Linked DNA regions of Homo sapiens: region 2 is linked to region 1. Evidence: read pairs that join two places in POLR2A ChIA-PET (ENCODE). Cell type or tissue: GM12878. All regions are shown on one strand. Each heading gives the region's core, and the rest is flanking DNA. Links, peaks and the distances in the headings are about the cores only. Region 1 overlaps CALCRL-AS1 (CALCRL and TFPI antisense RNA 1). Region 2 overlaps LOC105373785 (a long non-coding RNA gene).

Region 1 (2,921 bases), core at 271-2,770:
TTTTGAAGAGGCCCCTTCATTGTGTGGTTGTATCTGACTCCTTGCACCAGAAAATATATTGTCCAGGTACTTAGCGATAACTAATGTTCCTTTAAAAGGAATATAAGGGCTTTTAGAAAATATAGCTGCAGGTTAAATATAACTGCAGATAACACTAAGAGTTAAAGGGAATAATGTCAGACAACAAGGGAAAAGTTTACAAAGCTTTTTTTTTTTTCTTCACAATTTTACCCAGAACCAGCTCTGATAGTTACCATGGTCATAAGTTGAAATGAGAGTACCATTTTTTTCCTATTCTTACTGCAGACCAGGGTAATGAGATTTACCTCTGAACAATGAATGATCAAAGAGGCTTTTACCTACTGTTCCTTCAGGAAGCAAGTTTATCTCATGGTAAGCTAGTAGAGTATAGAAATCTAAATATCAAACTATAAATTCTGGAACTCAATTTGAATGTCAGAGTGGTAAGGGAAGAACACTGGGCTCAGACAGACCGAGAGATAATAACAATAATAGTATAGCAATAACAGCTATTTTTGAGCAATAAATATTTATGATCACTGTGCTAGCATTACCTTGTATCCTTAGAATAACTCAAGGTAGGTTTCATAACACCTGATTATAAGGCAGGGAACAGGTTTAGAGAGATTAAGTCAATTATCCAGCATCACAGCATCAGTCATTCAGGTAGTAAGGAAGAGAATCAGGATTATGTCATTATGTCATAGGCCTGTCTTAGCCCTAAAGAGTACTCCTTACTTACTACTAGGTTAACATTGCCTCTCAAATGCAGACTCCACCAATGTTATTTTTATGTCTTTAAGCCTCAATTTTCTCATTTTTAAAATGTTGATAACAATCTTCACAGAGTGAAAGAATTGTGTGCAAACCGACTGACTCACAATAGCTATAAAACTTCTCTTTCTAGTCAGATTCTAGACTTTCAGTTGTCAGTATATTGCTAGATAATTTTAACAGTCAAATATACATAACTATAATGCATGTTTAGATATTAGAAATAATAGTTTGAAAAAATTGCCAGGATAAAATCTCTACAACTTATCAGAGGTTAGAATAGGAATATGTATTCAGTAATTCATATTACCTAATTTTACCCAGATCTCTTCTTGTTGCTACATCCTCAAAATAATAATTTGACATTCCCTTCAACTTTCTTTTTTTTTCAGTCATGTATTTTTAGGTTTTCGAATTAACAGGAAAAAAAAAATTAGCACTGTTCTCTTTTCTCCACAGCCTTCATTTGTTTCATTTCCTCTTTTGTCACCTATCTCCTAGGCAACAAAGCAAACAAAGGAAAACCTTTTATTATCAAAAAATTAAAATAAAGAATTCAGATAAAAATTGAGGAATTGATGAGAATTGTCTGTTGAGGCTTATGTAACTGAAAAGAAAAGCAAACACTTGTTTTTTTTTAACTTCTTCCATTAACACACCAGCTGCCTCTCTAGGAACCCTCAGTGTGAAGCTGGCCCCAGAGGCCTCACTAGTGAGGGTTTGACAGTCTACAATCAACATTTGATCTTGAGCTTCTCTCCCTTACACATATCGTTATTTTTCTTTTCTTTACATGAAACTATATGTCCTGTCAGGATAAAATTACTTTACGTGTTCAAAGTAAACAAAATTGTTCATTCTAGTAAAATATCCCTCAGAAGTTTCTTCCAGGAAAACCCTAAACCAGACAAAAACTTTACAAGATTTTTTAGTTATGGTTTCAATATGTCTGCAAGTGATTTATTTTTCATAGTTCTTAAAATTTTGCTTGAAAATTATTTGCTTTTAATTCAAGAAATCCCTGCTATAATTCTCATTTGAAGAAAAAAATGTGCCAGTGAAATTTGTTAAATAAAATAATAGTTCTGAAGTAAATCAATAGCCAAACATCTACAGTGGATTTAGTGTGTAAAGGGTGGTTATGAGGCTTGGGTTATGTGGCCAGGGTGAAGCAGGATATTTCCCTGAACACTTCACTCTGGCGGGAACTGGAATGCACGGGTACTTGAACTAGCCAGCTGATTTGGCACTGGCAGGGGTGAACTCTACTCACTCAGACCTGCTGTGCTCCACCCCTCATGGGAAGGGGAGCACACAGGTGTGTGGGTACAAGAGCTGGGGCGAGTGCTTTTGGGTGCCAGCAAGGGCAAACTCTGTAGCAGCCCCATGGCAGCATCTGGAGGTGGGGGTGCCCATGACCCCTGAAGCCCCAGAAGTGTTACAGTACTGTTTTAGGTCTGCTGTCCATGGATGGCTTAAGTGTTAACAGCTCAGTGGAGCATCAGTGTGACAGCCTTTTGCACCTGCATTCATGGCACCCAAATTCTTGTCCAGCATCCAGGAGGAATAAGGTTGCACAAATAAATTGGAGATGGTAAATGTGGGGGATTTTATTTCCAATGAAAGTGGTTCTTAGCAGGAAGGGGAGCTGAAAAGGAGATGGAGTGGAGAGGTAATCTTCCCTTGAAGTCTGGCCATCCCCAGCTAGACTCCTCTCTGAAGCTACACTGTCAAGCTGTCCCCCTGAAGTCAAGCCACTTCTCTCCAACGTCCAGCTGTAGTCACTGACTTCCAGCTGCTTCTCCTCTCTCTGCTAGCTAAGCCTGGGTTTTTTGCGGGGAGGGGCAAAAGATGGGGGCGAGGTGGGCCATGGATGGTTTTGGAAAAGGCAACATTCAAGTGCAAAAACAGGGATGTAATTTCTCACTTTGGGCCATGGCATCGGGCTTTTCAGCTTGAGGGTGGGGCCCTCACCAGGGACCTGACATCTTCTGACCAGAATTTCCCTGCCTCCTGTCCCTATCATTTCCTCACTCTGAAAAGGCACATCTAACTGCTATTAGAATATGAATGATGGCCTGGCATGGTGGCTCAAGCCTGTAATCTCAGCACTTTGGGATGCCAAG
Region 2 (2,921 bases), core at 159-2,658, 690 kb before region 1:
CTGAAACTGGATCCCTTCCTCACACCTTATACAAAAATTAATTCAAGATGGATTAAAGACTTAAATGTTAGACCTAAAACCATAAAAACCCTAGAAGAAAACCTAGGCATTACCATTCAGGACATAGGCATGGGCAAGGACTTCATGTCTAAAACACAAAAAGCAATGGCAACAAAAGCCAAAATTGACAAATGGGATCTAATTAAACTAAAGAGCTTCTGCACAGCAAAAGAAACTACCATCAGAGTGAACAGGCAACCTACAAAATGGGAGAAAATTTTCACAACCTACTCATCTGACAAAGGGCTAATATCTGGAATCTACAATGAACTCAAACAAATTTACAAGAAAAAAACAACCCCATCAAAAAGTGGGCAAAGGACATGAACAGACACTTCTCAAAAGAAGACATTTATGCAGCCAAAAAACACATGAAAAAATGCTCACCATCACTGGCCATCAGAGAAATGCAAATCAAAACCACAATGAGATACCATCTCACACCAGTTAGAATGGCAATCATTAAAAAGTCAGGAAACAACAGGTGCTGGAGAGGATGTGGAGAAATAGGAACACTTTTACACTGTTGGTGGGACTGTAAACTAGTTCAACCATTGTGGAAGACAGTGTGGCGATTCCTCAGGGATCTAGAACTAGAAATACCATTTGACCCAGCCATCCCATTACTGGGTATATACCCAAAGGACTATAAATCATACTGCTATAAAGACACATGCACACGTATGTTTATTGCAGCACTATTCACAATAGCAAAGACTTGGAACCAACCCAAATGTCCAACAATGATAGACTGGATTAAGAAAATGTGGCACATATACACCATGGAATACTATGCAGCCATAAAAAATGATGAGTTCATGTCCTTTGTGGGGACATGAATGAAACTGGAAATCATCATTCTCAGTAAACTATCGCAAGGACAAAAAACCAAACACCGCATGTTCTCACTCATAGATGGGAATTGAACAATGAGAACACATGGACCACAGGAAGGGGAACATCACACTCTCGGGACTGTTGTGGGGTGGGGGGAGGGGGGAGGGATAGCATTAGGAGATATACCTAATGCTAAATGACGAGTTAATGGGTGCAGCACACCAGCATGGCACATGTATACATATGTAACTAACCTGCACATTGTGCACATGTACCCTAAAACTTGAAGTATAATAATAATAAAAAAATAAATAAATAAAATAAAATAAAATAAAGAAATGTCTTGCGGGAAAGGGAAAACACCCTTCTGGCTTAGAGTCTCTCATGAGGTTACAGTCAAATATTGACTGGGGCTACAGTAATCTAAAGGCTTGAGTGGGACTAGAGGATTCATTTCCACAATGGTTCACCCATGTGGCTGTTGGTAAAGGTCTTAGTCTGTCGCTAGCTTTTTACAGATGTCTCAGTTCCTCACTGGCTATTAGCAAGAAGCCTTTATTCCTCACCACATGGATCTCTTCACAGGCTGCTTGAGTGTTTTCACAACATTACAAATAGATTTCACCAGATCAAACAATGAGGAAGAGAGAGAGGGAGACAGAAAGAGTCAGAGAGTGAGCGAGTGAGCCAGAGAGACACAGAGAAAGCTACAGTACTTTTTATGCCATAGAAATTATACACTGTTACTTCTGCTTTAATTTTATTTATTGGGAGTAAGCCATTAAATCCAGCCCAACACTAAAAAAGAGGGGAATTAAGCTCCACCTCTTAAGAGTATCAATTAATTTATGAATGTATTTTATACTACCACAGACTTCTACATTTTATTTCCTGAATGTTGCTGCTACTTAAGGGTCTTACCTCTGCCCTCTTATCATCATATTCACCCTCCCTGAGTGATCTCAACTATTCCCATTGTTTCAATTGTCATCTATATTATAGAGGAATCTAAAATCAGTTTCTAGCCTCGATACATTTCCCAAACCCATATTTGTATTTTCAACTACCAATTATCCTACATCTCCACCTAGAAAGCCAATACAATCTGTCCAAAACTAAACTTCTGTTTTTCTTCCCCATTGCTCCAATTTGGCTCTTTATATCTTCAATCCAATTACCCACGTTAGAAAACATGAATCATCCTCAATTCCTACTTCTCCTTCTTACCTCTCATATCCTTTGATATGGATTTATCCCTACTGTTTATGCCTTCTAAATAACTCTCTATTTATTTTCTTCTCATCATCATTACCATCTTTGTACAGGCTGTCATCATTCTTCTCCAAGTCTACTGCAGTAGCCTAATAACTGATTTCTCTACGTCTAGTCTCTCCCCATTCTAATTTACTTTTTGTCATATTTATCTTGGCTAAAATATAGATGTGAGCTCATATATCTCTATAAAAGCCTTGAATGGCTCACCAATAACCAGTTTAAAGAGCCCAAGCTCTTTAAAATGATATATAAGGCCCTTTAAAATCTGATCCTAATATGTTTTAGCTTCATCTCATCACTGTCTCAACAAACCTTCACCAAATAATTGTCATTCCCTGAAAATGACATGTACTTGCACACATTCACATATTTGCACATGCTATTTCCTCTGCCCGCAATACCCACTACTCTCTGCTCTGCTAGGGAAACTCCTGTTTCCAGAGTTCAAATAGCACCTCTTTCACGAAGCTCTCTCTGACTTCCCTAGGTGGGAAGTCATTTCATCTACTATGGTTCCACATTATCTTCCATATACTGATGGCATATCTTTGTTAACCTATACTTTGTGAATGACTTTAGGACTGATTCAGTTTCAAACGTTTTGTCCTTTTGTCTTTGTATGAACATGAATAAATGTTTCAGACTGTTTTCCATTATTTAATTCAGAAAATATAATTGCTAGTGACAATTGCTGGCCCCCTCCAGGACTTCCAGAATAATCTGCTGCTGGAAAAGACCTCTCTCACAGA

The links. Peaks named below come from ENCODE experiments on the same cell type or tissue, not always from the same donor. Only the 100,000 strongest peaks of a DNase experiment are listed, where the experiment ranks them.
Region 2: POLR2A ChIA-PET joins it to region 1 with 5 read pairs; 1 of 35 experiments calls an interaction of 5 or more read pairs at or near these places.

What each region holds. Positions count from the first base shown.
Region 1 is chr2:187,168,037-187,170,957 of GRCh38, forward strand. All of the region lies in intron 1 of CALCRL-AS1 (CALCRL and TFPI antisense RNA 1), which reads left to right. Among named protein-coding and RNA genes, the nearest start is that of CALCRL-AS1, 170 kb to the left of the region's middle. In GM12878, for the core only: no CTCF peak of the experiment used is centred there; DNase peaks (open chromatin) are centred at 1,225 and 1,495; H3K27ac peaks cover 480 bases.
Region 2 is chr2:186,476,569-186,479,489 of GRCh38, forward strand. All of the region lies in intron 1 of LOC105373785 (a long non-coding RNA gene), which reads right to left. Among named protein-coding and RNA genes, the nearest start is that of ZC3H15, 8.2 kb to the right of the region's middle. In GM12878, for the core only: no CTCF peak of the experiment used is centred there; a DNase peak (open chromatin) is centred at 1,403.